Linked DNA regions of Mus musculus: region 2 is linked to region 1. A link is a loop called in an ENCODE intact Hi-C map of the cell type or tissue named here. Cell type or tissue: left cerebral cortex. All regions are shown on one strand.

The links. Hi-C counts contacts between places; a loop is a spot of excess contacts. Peaks named below come from ENCODE experiments on the same cell type or tissue, not always from the same donor. Only the 100,000 strongest peaks of a DNase experiment are listed, where the experiment ranks them.
Region 2: it touches region 1 in a loop (4-fold over the local background); 10 of 42 quality-filtered maps call a loop at or near these places.

What each region holds. Positions count from the first base shown.
Region 1 is chr15:77,470,167-77,478,166 of GRCm38, forward strand. Apol10a (apolipoprotein L 10A) reads left to right here and starts at 6,881. Exons shown (of 4, transcript NM_177744.4): 1 at 6,881-6,965. In left cerebral cortex, no CTCF peak of the experiment used is centred here; no DNase peak of the experiment used is centred here.
Region 2 is chr15:77,659,654-77,667,653 of GRCm38, forward strand. No RefSeq gene overlaps it. Among named protein-coding and RNA genes, the nearest start is that of Apol11b, 20 kb to the left of the region's middle. In left cerebral cortex, no CTCF peak of the experiment used is centred here; a DNase peak (open chromatin) is centred at 3,928.

The sequences.
Region 1 (8,000 bases):
TGAATTTTTTGCTATATAGATTTGAACTCACAGAGATCTTCTGACTCCTGTTTGGAGTAATGGCCCATGCCACCAAAGTCTAGCCTTGCTTTGTTTTGAGACAAAAGCTGTCTATAAAGTTCAGACAGGTATTGATCTAAGATGTCCTCCTACCTCATTGTCCTAGCAGCTGATGACAGAGTGCAACTCTATGTGCAGCTGGAAAATCCATTTTAGTGTACTGGGCATACATGTAGATTCTTCATCCTTGAGTGGCCTAGCATCTTGTCTGTTTTGTTTGCTTCTCTCTCTCTCTCTCTCTCTCTCTCTCTCTCAACTTCCCTGTCCCCCTTCCTCCTCACCTTTCCCCCTTCTTTCTGTGTGTGTGTGTGATGTGTGGTGTGTGTGTCTGCTTGCCTACATGTGCAGCATGTCCATACAGTATTAGTGGAGACTAGAAGAGGGTGTCAGGTCTCCTGGAACTGTAGTTATGGGCAGTTGTGTGCTACCATGTGGTTGCTGGGAATCAAAGCTAGGTCCTCTGAAGCACAGCCCGTGAGTGCTCTTACCCATGAGCCACCTCTCCAGCACACACCTGAGTTTTCTGTGTGCAGGATGATTTCACCTGTGGTCAAACCTATCTGACACCCTCAGGAGAGAGGCTTTTCCTGCCTCCTGTGGAGCTGAGGCCCTAACCCATGTCCTGTCCTAATGGAGTTGTTTCTGTATCTGACTCATTCATTGTCTTTCCCCCACCCCAGCACCCTACTCATATGTACCTGTCACACATTTTGAAGTCCGCACTAGCATCCCAGCCCTTCTCACCTTCTCTCCTCTTTCAAGCTCCTCCAGTTCAAGGCTTCCCTCTCCCCGGCTACTCCTCTTCCTCATAACTGCTTCTCTCTCTCTCCCCCTTCTCACTCCCTCTTGCTCTTCCTCTCTCTGCTTCTTGCTCTCCATTCGCCTGCTCTCACACATTTACTCAGACCCTCTTACCCTTTTCTCACTATCTTCCACTATCTGTCTCCTGCTGTATTGGGATCTCCACTCATCTCTCCTGCTACCCTAGGCATGGCCAGTCCAGTCTGATGGCCATGCTCATCCTATTTCTTTCTTTCCTTGCTCTGGACTTTTCCAGATACCTCTGGCTGTTTCTTTTTCTCTCATATCTACAATAAAAATCTTAAACACACCATGGAGTGGTCTTCTTGGCAGTTTCTTTGCAGCACTTCCACCTCCTATATACTGTTAGACGATTCTCTCAAGGACACTGGGTAGCAGATGAGGAAGGACCATGGAATACAAGGGAAAGGAGAGTAGATGTGTTGTGATTGCCTCACAACACAAACAAACACCAATTTCAGTCAGTCTGTGGTAATTTATTGAGCAGTAGTCCCAGGACTGATTGATCAGGGCCATAACCAGACTCAGGAGCTGATTGTGATATTAAGTCAGAATCCTACAGACCTCTTAAGCATGAAATCTACAAACATCTGTGCCAAGCCATTCCACCAATCAGGATTTAGGGATAGGAGATTTCCTTAGGAACACTACTTTGTTGCACATTTATTCTGCTCCCATTGGTTGGGGTATTCAACTGTGGCAGAAGACTTGCCTTGCTTAACATTCATGTCTTAACTTGCCAACCAGGATGTCCGTTACCCACATACATGTCTCTTTCTGCCAAATAGAATGTCAGTTCCCAGGAAGGTCATGGAAACTTAAAACGTTACTCAACTTCTACTCACAATGGAAGTTTTATTCCAAATAGCTTATTATATTGGTGCAGGTGTCTCTCTTATGCTGGGGTTCATCCCAGGGGCAAAACTATAAAAGCTCATACATAGGTGTAGAAAATGCTGCTGGAAAATTGGTTTGGGTCCAAGCTTATTGTGACTAACTATACAGAGCAGTTCTAAATGACCTGTATTGTGATTGGTTTCCAAGATCACCAAAGCACAGAGCATAACAGAATAGAACTCAACTTGGGGCATGAGAAATTTTCCTTATAACATTAGTAATGTCACAAAATGGCTTGCTAGACAGGTAACAGATGAGTCCTGTAATTGTCCTGGAAGGAGATCCCAGGTGTTTGTGCAAGGAGGGAACACATTAGAGTCTTTGGTACCCCCAAGCTGAGGACAAAGGCTAGAACTGAGAGAAGCTAGAATTCACAAGACAGAGAACAGGACAGGGAGAGAACCCAGGAGTCTGCAGAAGCTCTGCTGTGAGTGGAGTACATGCTGACACAGGATAGATGGAGGAGGCTAGCCCAGGCTGGAGGATCAGGCATTTGGAACTACTGGGGTTCAGTATCTTCTGAGCCATGGAGGATGAAGGAAATGGGGGGAGGTCCCACATGCCAAAGTGAGAAAATTTCCTCCTTCAGTGAGCACTGAGGAGGGGGTAAATGAAAAAATAATAGAAATATAAAAGGAAAGGCCATAACTGCTTCTCGGTATGGCGGAGGAAACCATTTACTGTAGGTAAAAGGGAGATCATAGCCAGAGGTGGGACATCTGGGAGAGGCCAGAGTGGACATCACCCTGATGGGGTAGGCAGTGTGGGCTGAGGGGAGATTTAACAGAGAGGAGAGAGGGGAACCAGCTGCAGCAGCCGCGAGGCCCAATGTACAAAAGGAGTGGGTAACCAAAATGGCTGGACTATATAAGGAAGAGCCTGTGGGGGAAGGGCAGCTCAGTTCCTGTGCTAGAGCATTGGGGTAGAGGACAGAGTATGCCAGCCATATCCTGTAAAGGGAAGGAAATGAAGGATGCATGGTGGGCTGGTTCAACAGGTTTGACTCCACATGTGCACAGAGAGGTCCTTAATTTCCCTACAACAAAAGCATTCTCTATTCTAGTCCAGTTAGTACCATGAATAACCTATTATTCAGAAGGTGTAGTACTGAAAAGGGCATGTTGGGGGGACCTCATCAGGCAGAAGAGGGATCCTATTATTCTAACTTTGGCTGTAATTCTGGAAGCAGTGCTAGCTGGGGCAGGCACTGGAATATCTGCCCTAATATTGCAGGAGAAAAACTATAACAGCCTGAAAGCAGACATAGATCAAGACATCCAGTCCTAGAAAAATCCATCTCCTACTTAGAGCACAATGTAGACTCCACAGCTGAGGTAGTTCTGCAAAACAGATGAGGGTTAGACTTGGTGTTCCTGCAACAGGGAGGGTTGTGTGCTGTGCTGCATGAAGAATGCTGTTTTTATGTCAACCATTCTGAAGTTATCAGAGAGTCACTAGCTAAAGTTAGAAAAGAACAGATGGACACCAAAGAGAAGAGGAAAACTCCAAAAGTTGGTATCATTCACTGTTTGATACTTCTCCATGGCTAACCACCCTTATTTTCACAATTTTGTGATCCCTGATTATTCTCTTACTGTTGCTCACTTTTTGGCCATGCATAATTAATAAGATTTTACAGTTATATATAGCAGAGATTGGAGAACTAATAGTGATGAGATCCCAATATCTACCTGCCATCACATCAGATCCATATTGGTAGAGTCCATGATTGGCCTCTGAAGTTACCAATAAAAAGGGTGGGGGGAATGAAGTGCACAGGTGGCTGGCTTCTGCACTCTCCTGCAAAAGTCCCTTCTCCCCCACCCTAGGCTCTCTCCCACAGCAATCATGGTGGGGCATGCAATCTGCTTGCCTCTGTGCTTTCCCCAACCCCTGCTCCTCCCTGCATCAAACGAAGGGAATCTTCCCCGCTTCCTGGCCACACTGAGAGGACTCAAGGAGCCACAGGTGCCAGCTTGAGTGAGATAAATGACAAAACACCCCAGCTCCAGTGGTGCCAAAACTAGCACTGCTGTGGGCTGGCCTTAGTGGGTCCCTCAACCAAGGGAGAAATCAGGGTCCTGATACTTAGGTGGGCAAGGAGTAACAAACAGACATGAACACATGAGAGTGTTGGATCTGAATGTAATTTCTCAAAGCGAGCATCAGACTTCTATTACAGGAGAAAACCAGGAAGTTATGTGATACATTAGCCAAGATACATTGATGTCATCTGATGTATAATGACACAAAACAGAGAAATGCATACATAAAGACTAGCAAGAACCAGGCAGTGATTACAACTGAAATAAAAGCAGCCCTATCTAAAGTCAGTTATTCTAGGAGCCAGGTGAGGATTTCACACCCTAGTCACAAGGGTCCTTTAGCAAGCCTAACTATGCCATTCCTCTGAGCCTTGTAAAAAACTTGCACCAGGGGGTTCTGCTCTTGCTGACCTTTTCATGAATAATGCAATACTCTAGTTCCTCCTTAAACCACAACCCTCCTTCTTTCTAGACCATTGTAAATTCCTGCATATGGGAGTGGTTTGGCTGTTATTTTAAGTATCCATAGGGAACCTCCATTTGTCAGAGGAACTCACCAATTTTCTTCTAATATGTAATGTAGTCTTCCATATCTGACTGTAAGGAGAATTCTAAGTTTACTTTGTAGAACTAGCCCCAAGATTTCTAGCTCTTTATGCAGTAAAATACTGAAAGAAAGCACACAACACCCTCCACCTATTGCAAGGACAAATCTGGACTACATCCATACTAAGGGATGCAAGGCCTCCAGGAGACCAGTTTCTGTGAAACTTTTTGCCTCAGGACTGCAGCCAAGCTTTTGGACTTGTCATTTAGACTCCACTGGAGTGGGTGTGGCATAGCACCACTCTCCCTGATAACCAGCCTGGGCTCTTTCCTGGTGCCTGTCCTTGGAATGAGGAGATTAGGGTCCCCTTTGTAAATCATAGAAGAAAGGTAATCAGAGATCACAGACAGTTATGGCCGGCCATAAAACCAGTTCCTGATAGCACCATAAAAGAGAGTCCTTAGGCCAGAAGAATCCCCCCTCGGCCTGGTGATTCCACTCTACCAAATGGTATTGTGTCTGAATTACGACTTACTTCACCCACCTTCCCTACCCTTCACCCTAAGCATTTAAAGAATTTCTAACTATGCTGTATATGAGTGCCCAGACACCGAAGCTTGAGGTTGCACTCCCGTCCTACACTGTGGGAAGGTTTTCAATCCGAGTCTGACTTGTAATGAAGACTCTTATGCAAGACTGCAGTGGACTATGCAGTTCTTGAGCTCTCCTGGGTTTCTTGTGGAATTGGGGCATAAGAAGGTGTGCCCTCCATTTCAGGTTTGAGTTAATTCCAGATGTAGTCAAGAATAGCCATCACACTGGGCTTCAATTTCCAGACAGTAACGGGGAAAGGAACAAACAGCCTGTCCTTTTCTGACCTCTGATTGGCTCCAATTCTGGGTGGAGGGGGCAATGCCAGCTCTTCCATCACAGAGATAACCAAACTTCTCCCCTCCCACTCCTCCCAATTGGTACATCAGAAAGACACACTAAGGATGTCCTTAAACCTGATCAGTGGACCTTTGGTCTCATTAATTTTATCTCTAGAGAAGACATAATAGGCTGTTGGTTGCCAAGGACCAGCCTCAGCTTGGAAAGAGGTTCTGAGGTGACACTGACTTGAAGACAAATCATGAGTACAAGCTGACAGCTTTCCGAAAATCACCAGACAGTTCAACTCTCACAAGCCAACCCCAGTCTTTTATTCACCAATCAGTTCAATTGTCCAACCCAGTTTCTCTTTTTCTCACCAATCAGCACTTTCTTAACCTTCGATGATAAATTGGCAAAGCCACAGAATATACAGAACCAAAAATCCAGCCAAGAAATAACCAGTATGGAGAATCACTTGAGCAACTTCATCTGTTACTACGCATCCCTCCCCCCTCAACCCCTGCCTTCGCCCTAAGACAAGGTCTCAGTGTGAAGCCCAGTGGTAGCACCACATTAAGGAATCTTGCCCTCAAGCTGGTCATGGTGGCACACACCTTTAATCCAAGCATTTGGGAGGCAGAGGCAGATAGACTTGTGAGTTTAAAGCCAGCCTGACCTACAAAGTAAGTCCAGGACAGCCAGGACTCGTTACACACAGAAACCCTGACTCTGAAAACAAGCAAGCAAGCAAGCAAGCAAGCAAACAAACAAACCAAATCTTGCCTTCAGAGTCAACTAAACCAAGAGGAAGTCCCATTTAAACTATCTACTTCTCTCTCTGTATCTTACAGCTGCCCCTGTCTGTTGTCCCTTGTCTGATGTCTGTGTGTCCCTAAGAAAGGCCTCTGCTCTTTATGTATTCAATAGTACATGCACAATATCAGACAGGATTGAGGGATCATTGTGTACAGAAAATTTTAGGAGGTTTACAATGTGTCTTAGCTAATATTTTCTTGCTGTGAGAAGACACCATGTAGAAGGCAACTTCTAAAAGCATTTAGCTGGGGGCTTGTTTACCTTTCAGTAGGTTTGTCCATTGTTATCATGTCAGCAAGCATGGCAGCAGGTAGGTATGGTGCTGGAGAAGTAATTGAAAGCTCATTTATGAATCAAACAGTTCACATTTCAGACACACACACACATGTACACGTATGTATATATATGGAGAGAGAGAGAGAGACAGAGACAGAGAGACAGAGAGAGAGACACTAGGTAGGACTGGCCCACAAATGTATAAAGTCCCACGTTAATTCCCTATCCATAAATCCACCTGAAACAGGGTCCCTCATTTAGAGACCAAGCATCTTTTGCCATCTCAGTAATGAATGTTCCTTTTTCGTGGAATTGAAGCTTAGCTCAAGCTTTATCATTGACCTTCATTCTTGGCTCTGTTTCTATCTATCCAGGCCAGAGAAGGTGTTGCCACATCAGTTCCTTTCCATGGTAGATCAGCAGGGTGGTACCTGGCAGGCATCATGCCCAGTGGATTGTTTTATTATGAAGAGACACAAACCAGAAATTTTTCTTTCACTTTCATGCATTGGGTATATCAGGCCAAGAGCTTGTGTCTGGTTGTGTCTCAGATGTGCAGCTGGTGACTGGAACCACACAGCTAAGGACAGCTGGGACACATCCAAACGTGGCTGCAGGAAGATTCCTTGGTGAGTCGGGGACCATGCTTGTCCCACTTGCTCTGGAGGAGAAGGTTACATCCCTACGAATGGGCGAGCTCAGGGAAGATGAACAATGGTCACAGGCTCAGCAGATGGAGGGCTGGACTTCCAGTCAAATGAGCTCTGCCTGCTCCTCTCCCCTCCTCTACCCTCTGCATAGAAGAGGACATGGAATCCTCAGATGGGATCTCCACACTGCCTGGGCCTGACCCTCCTTGTAGGGCTTCCTAAGACATGATTAGAGGTCTCAGGCAGGAAGACAACTCTTTGTCTGTGCTCAGACATTTTAGATAGCTCCAAAACAGAAAAAGGAAGTGAATGAGGCTTGAACACAGAGCCATCAACCATGCTGGCCTTGGGGTGCTCTCCCTGACCAAAGAGAATGAGGCTTTGAGTAAGATGTACAGACAAACTACTCAGTTTCAGCACAGCTTTGCTTGTCTATGCAGTGTGAGCACTGAGGAAAAACTGAGGCACAACAGACAGTGACTATTCTAAGGTGCCTCAAGGAGGCTGAACAGGTAGGTGAGAGGCGACATTCCTTGGTTCTCACCTGGCCTCTGCCTCCCCTGTGGAGGACAGAGGATGAAGCCTAGGCTGTCCTGTGTGAGCAGGTGTGGAGGGGAAGCCAGGATGGATGGAGAATGTGCTCTGCAGAGACCCCAGGCCCATCATACACGTCTCATCTACACGAGGGCAGACTGCAGTGCAGTGGGCTCTCGTGTAGCAAAGGGAGAAAGAAGTGTGAAATCCCCAGGGTTAGTCTTCCATCCAGAGACAGGGCTCTTGTTTCCCTTACTTCTCTGCTCTGAGCTCTGTGACATGGGGTTTGTCAGCCTTCGATAGTCCTCTGTTTTGTCCTCTGATGGATGGAGCTAGAGTTGCCTGACCTGCTGAGCACCCCAAGAGGCTGATCTCCTCTTCTGGTGTCCTGGAAGGCATGCTTCAAGGGGTAGACTCACCCCTGGAAGTCCACCATTGAGTCCCTCAGAGGATACAAGTGTGAAGAGAGAATGGAGGACC
Region 2 (8,000 bases), 190 kb after region 1:
GACCATTGTTCATCTTCCCTGAGCTCACCCATCCTTGTAGCCATAACCCTTCTTCTCCAGAGCCATTGAGAGGATGAATATGTGGGGAAAGCATGGATCCCAACTCACCAAGGAATCTTCCTGCAGCCACATTTGGATGTGTCCCAGCTGTCCTTAGCTGTGTGGTTCCAGTCATCAGCTGCACATCTGAGACACAACCAGACACAAGCTCTTGGCCTGATATACCCAATGCATGAAAGTGAAAGAAAAATTTCTGGTTTGTGTCTCCTCATAATAAAACAATCCACTGGGTATGATGCCTGCCAGGTACCACCCTGCTGATCTACCATGGAAAGGAACTGATGTGGCAACACCTTCTCTGGCCTGGATAGATAGAAACAGAGCCAAGAATGAAGGTCAATGATAAAGCTTGAGCTAAGCTTCAATTCCACGAAAAAGGAACATTCATTACTGAGATGGCAACAGAGGCTTGGTCTCTAAATGAGGGACCCTGTTTCAGGTGGATTTGTGGATAGGGAATTAACGTGGGACTTTATACATTTGTGGGCCAGTCCTACCTAGTGTCTCTCTCTCTGTCTCTCTGTCTCTGTCTCTGTCTCTCTCTCTCTCTCTCTCCATATATATACATACGTGTACATGTGTGTGTGTGTGTGTGTGTGTGTGTGTGTCTGAAATGTGAACTGTTTGGATCATAAATGAGCTTTCAATTACTTCTCCAGCACCATACCTACCTGCTGCCATGCTTGCTGACATGATAACAATGGACAAACCTACTGAAAGGTAAACAAGCCCCCAGCTAAATGCTTTTAGAAGTTGCCTTCTTCATGGTGTCTTCTCACAGCAAGAAAATATTAGCTAAGACACATTGTAAACCTCCTAAAATTTTCTGTACACAATGATCCCTCAATCCTGTCTGATATTGTGCATGTACTATTGAATACATAAAGAGCAGAGGCCTTTCTTAGGGACACACAGACATCAGACAAGGGACAACAGACAGGGGCAGCTGTAAGATACAGAGAGAGAAGTAGATAGTTTAAATGGGACTTCCTCTTGGTTTAGTTGACTCTGAAGGCAAGATTTGGTTTGTTTGTTTGCTTGCTTGCTTGCTTGCTTGCTTGCTTGTTTGTTTGTTTTCAGAGTCAGGGTTTCTGTGTGTAATGAGTCCTGGCTGTCCTGGACTTACTTTGTAGGTCAGGCTGGCTTTAAACTCACAAGTCTATCTGCCTCTGCCTCCCAAATGCTTGGATTAAAGGTGTGTGCCACCATGACCAGCTTGAGGGCAAGATTCCTTAATGTGGTGCTACCACTGGGCTTCACACTGAGACCTTGTCTTAGAGCGAAGGCAGGGGTTGAGGGGGGAGGGATGCGTAGTAACAGATGAAGTTGCTCAAGTGATTCTCCATACTGGTTATTTCTTGGCTGGATTTTTGGTTCTGTATATTCTGTGGCTTTGCCAATTTATCATCGAAGGTTAAGAAAGTGCTGATTGGTGAGAAAAAGAGAAACTGGGTTGGACAATTGAACTGATTGTGAATAAAAGACTGGGGTTGGCTTGTGAGAGTTGAACTGTCTGGTGATTTTCGGAAAGCTGTCAGCTTGTACTCATGATTTGTCTTCAAGTCAGTGTCACCTCAGAACCTCTCTCCAAGCTGAGGCTGGTCCTTGGCAACCAACAGGCTATTATGTCTTCTCTAGAGATAAAATTAATCAGACCAAAGGTCCACTGATCAGGTTTAAGGACATTCTTAGTGTGTCTTTCTGATGTACCAATTGGGAGGAGTGGGAGGGGAGAAGTTTGGTTATCTCTGTTATGGAAGAGCTGGCATTGCCCCCTCCACCCAGAATTGGAGCCAATCAGAGGTCAGAAAAGGACAGGCTGTTTGTTCCTTTCCCCGTTACTGTCTGGAAATTGAAGCCCAGTGTGATGGCTATTCTTGACTACATCTGGAATTAACTCAAACCTGAAATGGAGAGCACACCTTCTTATGCCCCAATTCCACAAGAAACCCAGGAGAGCTCAAGAACTGCATAGTCCACTGCAGTCTTGCATAAGGGTCTTCATTACAAGTCAGACTCAGATTGAAAACCTTCCCACAGTGTAGGACGGGAGTGCAACCTCAAGCTTCAGTGTCTGGGCACTTATACGCAGCATAGTTAGAAAATCTTTAAATGCTTAGGGTGAAGGGTAGGGAAGGTGGATGAAGTAAGTCATAATTCAGACACAATACCATTTGGTAGAGTGGAATCACCAGGCCGAGGGGGGATTCTTCTGACCTAAGGACTCTCTTTTATGGTGCTATCAGGAACTGGTTTTATGGCCGGCCATAACTGTCTGTGATCTCTGATTACCTTTCTTCTATGATTTAAAAAGGGGACCCTAATCTCCTCATTCCAAGGACAGGCACCAGGAAAGAGGCCAGGCTGGTTATCAGGGAGAGTGCTATGCCACACCCACTCCAGTGGAGTCTAAATGACAAGTCCAAAAGCTTGGCTGCAATCCTGAGGCAAAAAGTTTCACAGAAACTGGTCTCCTGGAGGCCTTGGCATCCCTTAGTATGGATGTAGTCCAGATTTGTCCTTGCAATAGGTGGAGGGTGTTGTGTGCTTTCTTTCAGTATTTTACTGCATAAGAGCTAGAAATCTTGGGGCTAGTTCTACAAAAGTAAACTTAGAATTCTCCTTACAGTCAGGTATGGAAGACTACATTACATATTAGAAGAAAGTTGGTGAGTTCCTCTGACAAATGGAGGTTCCCTATGGATACTTAAAATAACAGTCAAACCACTCCCATATGCAGGAATTTACAATGGTCTAGAAAGGAGGAGGGTTGTGGTTTAAGGAGGAACTAGAGCATTGCATTATTCAGGAAAAGGTCAGCAAGAGCAGAACCCCCTGGTGCAAGTTTTTCACAAGGCTCAGAGGAATGGCATAGTTAGGCTTGCTAAAGAACCCTTGTGACTAGGGTGTGAAATCCTCACCTGGCTCCTAGAATAATTGACTTTAGATAGGGCTGCTTTAATTTCAGTTGTAATCACTGCCTGGTTCTTGCTAGTCTTTATGTATGCATTTCTCTGTTTTGTGTCATTATACATCAGATGACATCAATGTATCTTGGCTAATGTATCACATAACTTCCCGGTGTTCTCCTGTAATAGAAGTCTGATGCTCACTTTGAGAAATTACATTCAGATCCAACACTCTCATGTGTTCATGTCTGTTTGTCACTCCTTGCCCACCTAAGTATCAGGACCCTGATTTCTCCCCTGGGTTGAGGGACCGACTAAGGCCAGCCCACAGCAGTGCTAGTTTTGGCACCACTGGAGCTGGAGTGTTTTGTCATTTATCTCACTCAAGCTGGCACCTGTGGCTCCTTGAGTCCCCTCAGTGTGGCCAGGAAGCAGGGAAGATTCCCTTCGTTTGATGCAGGGAGGAGCAGGGGTTGGGGAAAGCACAGAGGCAAGCAGATTGCATGCCCCACCATGATTGCTGTGGGAGAGAGCCTAGGGTGGGGGAGAAGGGACTTTTGCAGGAGAGTGCAGAAGCCAGCCACCTGTGCACTTCATTCCCCCCACCCTTTTTATTGGTAACTTCAGAGGCCAATCATGGACTCTACCAATATGGATCTTCTGTGCTGGCAGGTTGATATTGGAATCTCATCACTGTTAGTTCTCCAATCTCTGCTCTATATACTGTAAAATCTTATTAATTATGCATGGCCAAAAAGTGAGCAACAGTAAGAGAATAATCAGGGACCACAAAAGTGTGAAAATAAGGGTGGTTAGCCATGGAGAAGTATCAAACAGTGAATTATACCAACTTTTGGAGTTTTCCTCTTCTCTTTGGTGTCCATCTGTTCTTTTCTAACTTTAGCTAGTGACTCTCTGATAACTTCAGAATGGTTGACATAAAAACAGCATTCTTCATGCAGCACATCACACAATCCTCCCTGTTGCAGGAACACCAAGTCTAACCCTCATCTGTTTTGCAGAACTACCTCAGCTGTGGAGTCTACATTGTGCTCTAAGTAGGAGATGGATTTTTGTAGGTATTAGATGTCTTGATCTATGTCTGCTTTCAGGCTGTTATAGTTCTTCTCCTGCAATATTAGGGCAGCTATTCCAGTGCCTGCCCCAGCTAGCACAGCTTCCAGAATTACAGCCAAAGTTAGAATAATAGGGGCCCTCTTCTGCCTGATGAGGTCCCCCCAACATGCCCTTTTCAGTACTACACCTTCTGAATAATATGTTATTCATGGTCTAGACTGGACTAGAATAGAGAATGCTTTTGTAGTAGGGGAATTAAGGACCTCTCTGTGAGCATGTGGAGTCAAACCTGTTGAACCAGCCCACCATGCATCCTTCATTTCCTTCCCTTTACAGGATATGGCTGGCATACTCTGCCCTCTACCCCAACTCTCTAGCACAGGGACTGAGCTGCCCTTCCCCCACAGGCTCTTCCTTATATAGTCCAGCCATTTTGGTTACCCACTCCTTTTGTACATTGGGCCTCCTGGCTGCTGCAGCTGGTTCTCCTCTCTCCTCTCTGTTAACTCTTCCCTCAGCCTACACTGCCTACTCCATCAGGGTGATGTCCACTCTTGGCCTCTCCCAGATGTCCCACCTCTGGCTATGATCTCCCTTTTACCTTCAGTAAATGGTTTCCTCCACTGTCCTGAGAAGCAGTTATGACCTTTCCTTTTTTATTTCTATTATTTTTTCATTTACCCCCTCCTCAGTGCTCACTGAAGGAGGAAATTTTCTCACTTTGGCATGTGGGACCTCCCCCCTTTTCCTTCATCCTCCATGGCTCAGAAGATACTGAACCCCAGTAGTTCCAAATGCCTGATCCTCCAGCCTGGGCTAGCCTCCTCCATCTATCCTGTGTTAGCATGTACTCCACTCACAGCAGATCTCCTGCAGACTCCTGGGTTCTCTCCCAGTCCTGTTCTCTGTCTTGTGAATTCTAGCTTCTCTCAGTTCTAGCCTTTGTCCTCAGCTTGGGGGTACCAAAGGCTCTAATGTGTTCCCTCCTTGCACAAACACCTGGGATCTCCTTCCAGGACAATTACAGGACTCATCTGTTACCTGTCTAGCAAGCCATTTTGTGACATTACTAATGTTATAAGGAAAATTTCTCATGCCCCAAGTTGAGTTCTATTCTGTTATGCTCTGTGCTTTGGTGATCTTGGAAACCAATCACAATACAGGTCATTTAGAACTGCTCTGTATAGTTAGCCACAATAAGCTTGGACCCAAACCAATTTTCCAGCAGCATTTTCTACACCTATGTATGAGCTTTTATAGTTTTGCCCCTGGGATGAACCCCAGCATAAGAGAGACACCTGCACCAATATAAGAAGCTATTTGGAATAAAACTTCCATTGTGAGTAGAAGTTGAGTAACGTTTTAAGTTTCCATGACCTTCCTGGGAACTGACATCCTATTTGGCAGAAAGAGACATGTATGTGGGTAATGGACATCCTGGTTGGCAAGTTAAGACATGAATGTTAAGCAAGGCAAGTCTTCTGCCACTGTTGAATAACCTAACCAATGGGGGCAGAATAAATGTGCAACAAAGTAGTGTTCCTAAGGAAATCTCCTATCCCTAAATCCTGATTGGTGGAATGGCTTGGCACAGATGTTTGTGGATTTCATGCTTAAGAGGTCTGTTGGATTCTGACTTAATATCACAATCAGTTCCTGAGTCTGCTTATGGCCCTGATCAATTAGTCCTGGGACTACTGCTCAATAAATTACCACAGACTGACTGAAATTGGTGTTTGTTTGTGTTGTGAGGCAATCACAACACATCTACTCTCCTTTCCCTTGTATTCCATGGTCCTTCCTCATCTGCTACCCAGTGTCCTTGAGAGAATCGTCTAACAGTATATAGGAGGTGGAAGTGCTGCAAAGAAACTGCCAAGAAGACCACTCCATGGTGTGGTTAAGATTTTTATTGTAGATATGAGAGAAAAAGAAACAGCCAGAGGTATCTGGAAAAGTCCAGAGCAAGGAAAGAAATAAATAGGATGAGCATGGCCATCAGACTGGATTGGCCATGCCTAGGGTAGCAGGAGAGAAAGTAGAGATCCCAATACAGCAGGAGACAGATAGTGGAAGATAGTGAGAAGAGGGTAAGAGAGTCAGAGTAAGTGTGTGAGAGCAGGCAAATGGAGAGCAAGAGGCAGAGAGAGAAAGAACAAGAGGGAGTGAGAAGGGGAGAGAGAGGAGCAGTTATGAGGAGGAGTAGTAGCTGGGGAGAGGGAAGCCTTGAACTGGAGGAGTTTGAAAGAGGAGAGAAGGTGAGAAGGGCTGGGATGCTAGTGCGGACTTCAAAATGTGTGACAGGTACATATGAGTAGGGTGCTGGGGTGGGGGAAAGACAATGAATGAGTCAGATACAGAAACAACTCCATTAGGACAGGACCCCAGCTCCACAGGAGGCAGGAAAAGCCTGTCTCCTGAGGGTGTCAGATAGGTTTGACCACAGGTGAAATCATCCTGCACACAGAACACTCAGGTGTGTGCTGGAGAGGTGGCTCATGGGTAAGAGCACTCACGGGCTGTGCTTCAGAGGACCTGGCTTTGATTCCCAGCAACCACATGGTAGCACACAACTGCCCATAACTACAGTTCCAGGAGACCTGACACCCTCTTCTAGTCTCCACTAATACTGTATGGACATGCTGCACATGTAGGCAAGCAGACACACACACCACACATCACACACACACACAGAAAGAAGGGGGAAAGGTGAGGAGGAAGGGGGACAGGGAAGGAGAGAGAAAGAGAGAGAGAGAGAGAGAGAGAGAGAGAGAGAGAGAGAGAGAGAGAGAGAGAAGCAAATAAAACAGACAAGATGCTAGGCCACTCAAGGATGAAGAATCTACATGTATGCCCAGTACACTAAAATGGATTTTCCAGCTGCACATAGAGTTGCACTCTGTCATCAGCTGCTAGGACAATGAGGTAGGAGGACATCTTAGATCAATACCTGTCTGAACTTTATAGACAGGTTTTGTCTCAAAACAAAGCAAGGCTAGACTTTGGTGGCATGCGCCATTACTCCAAACAGGAGACAGAAGATCTCTGTGAGTTCAAATCTATATAGCAAAAAATTCAAATCTGTGAGCCTGATCTATATAGCAAATTCTAGTCCAGCCAGGGCTATTTAGTGAGACTGTGTCTTTAAAAAAAATTAAACAAACAAAAATAGAGAAACTAGTTAGATAATGGACCAACCAATGGTAAAGTACTTGCTGTATACACATGAGGACTTGAATTTGGATCTCAGCAATTAGGTAACAAGCCAAGTGTAGCTGTGGCTGTGGCCTCTTGTAGCTTTGCTTTTTTTCAAAACCTACTTTTAATATGGGTTCTTAAATGCTTTAACCTCCCTTCTAGCCCTCCACCCACCAGAGGTAGTGCAAAAGGAAGGTTATTAGGATACAGGGGAAGTGGACCTGCTTAGATATTGTTCTTTGGAGCAAATCAAATCTGTGTGGTCAGGAAATCAGCAGTTCAGTTCACAGGAATCAGCAGTTGCAGCTCAATCCACTTGCAAATCCTTCACGAACATACCAGCAGTCCAGTTCAGTAGTGTCAGGAAAGCAAACACAAACCAGCAGAGGTGGCACGACCTAGCAGAAACAGCCAGGCCTCCTCAGGAGTTACCCAGGACCAGCAGCGACACCAGGAGAAGTTCTCTGTCATGCCTCTCTCAATGAAGCAAAGATCAGTAAAGATAAAGACCAGAGTCCAAGAAGCATTGCAAAGACAGCTGTGTAAGCCCATCACTGTCCATTGAATCCTGTTTATGCTCCGCCCAAACATCACATGTCCTCTCCTGGGTCTCGCCTCACCAAGTGAGTCTGTCTTAGCAAAACTCCACATGAGTCTATCAGCTGACATCACTCTGTCAATCAGCCTGAATCCATGGAAGCAACAAGAAGCTGCCAGCACACCACCAGAAGTTTCTTATGGAGTCAGGACAAACAA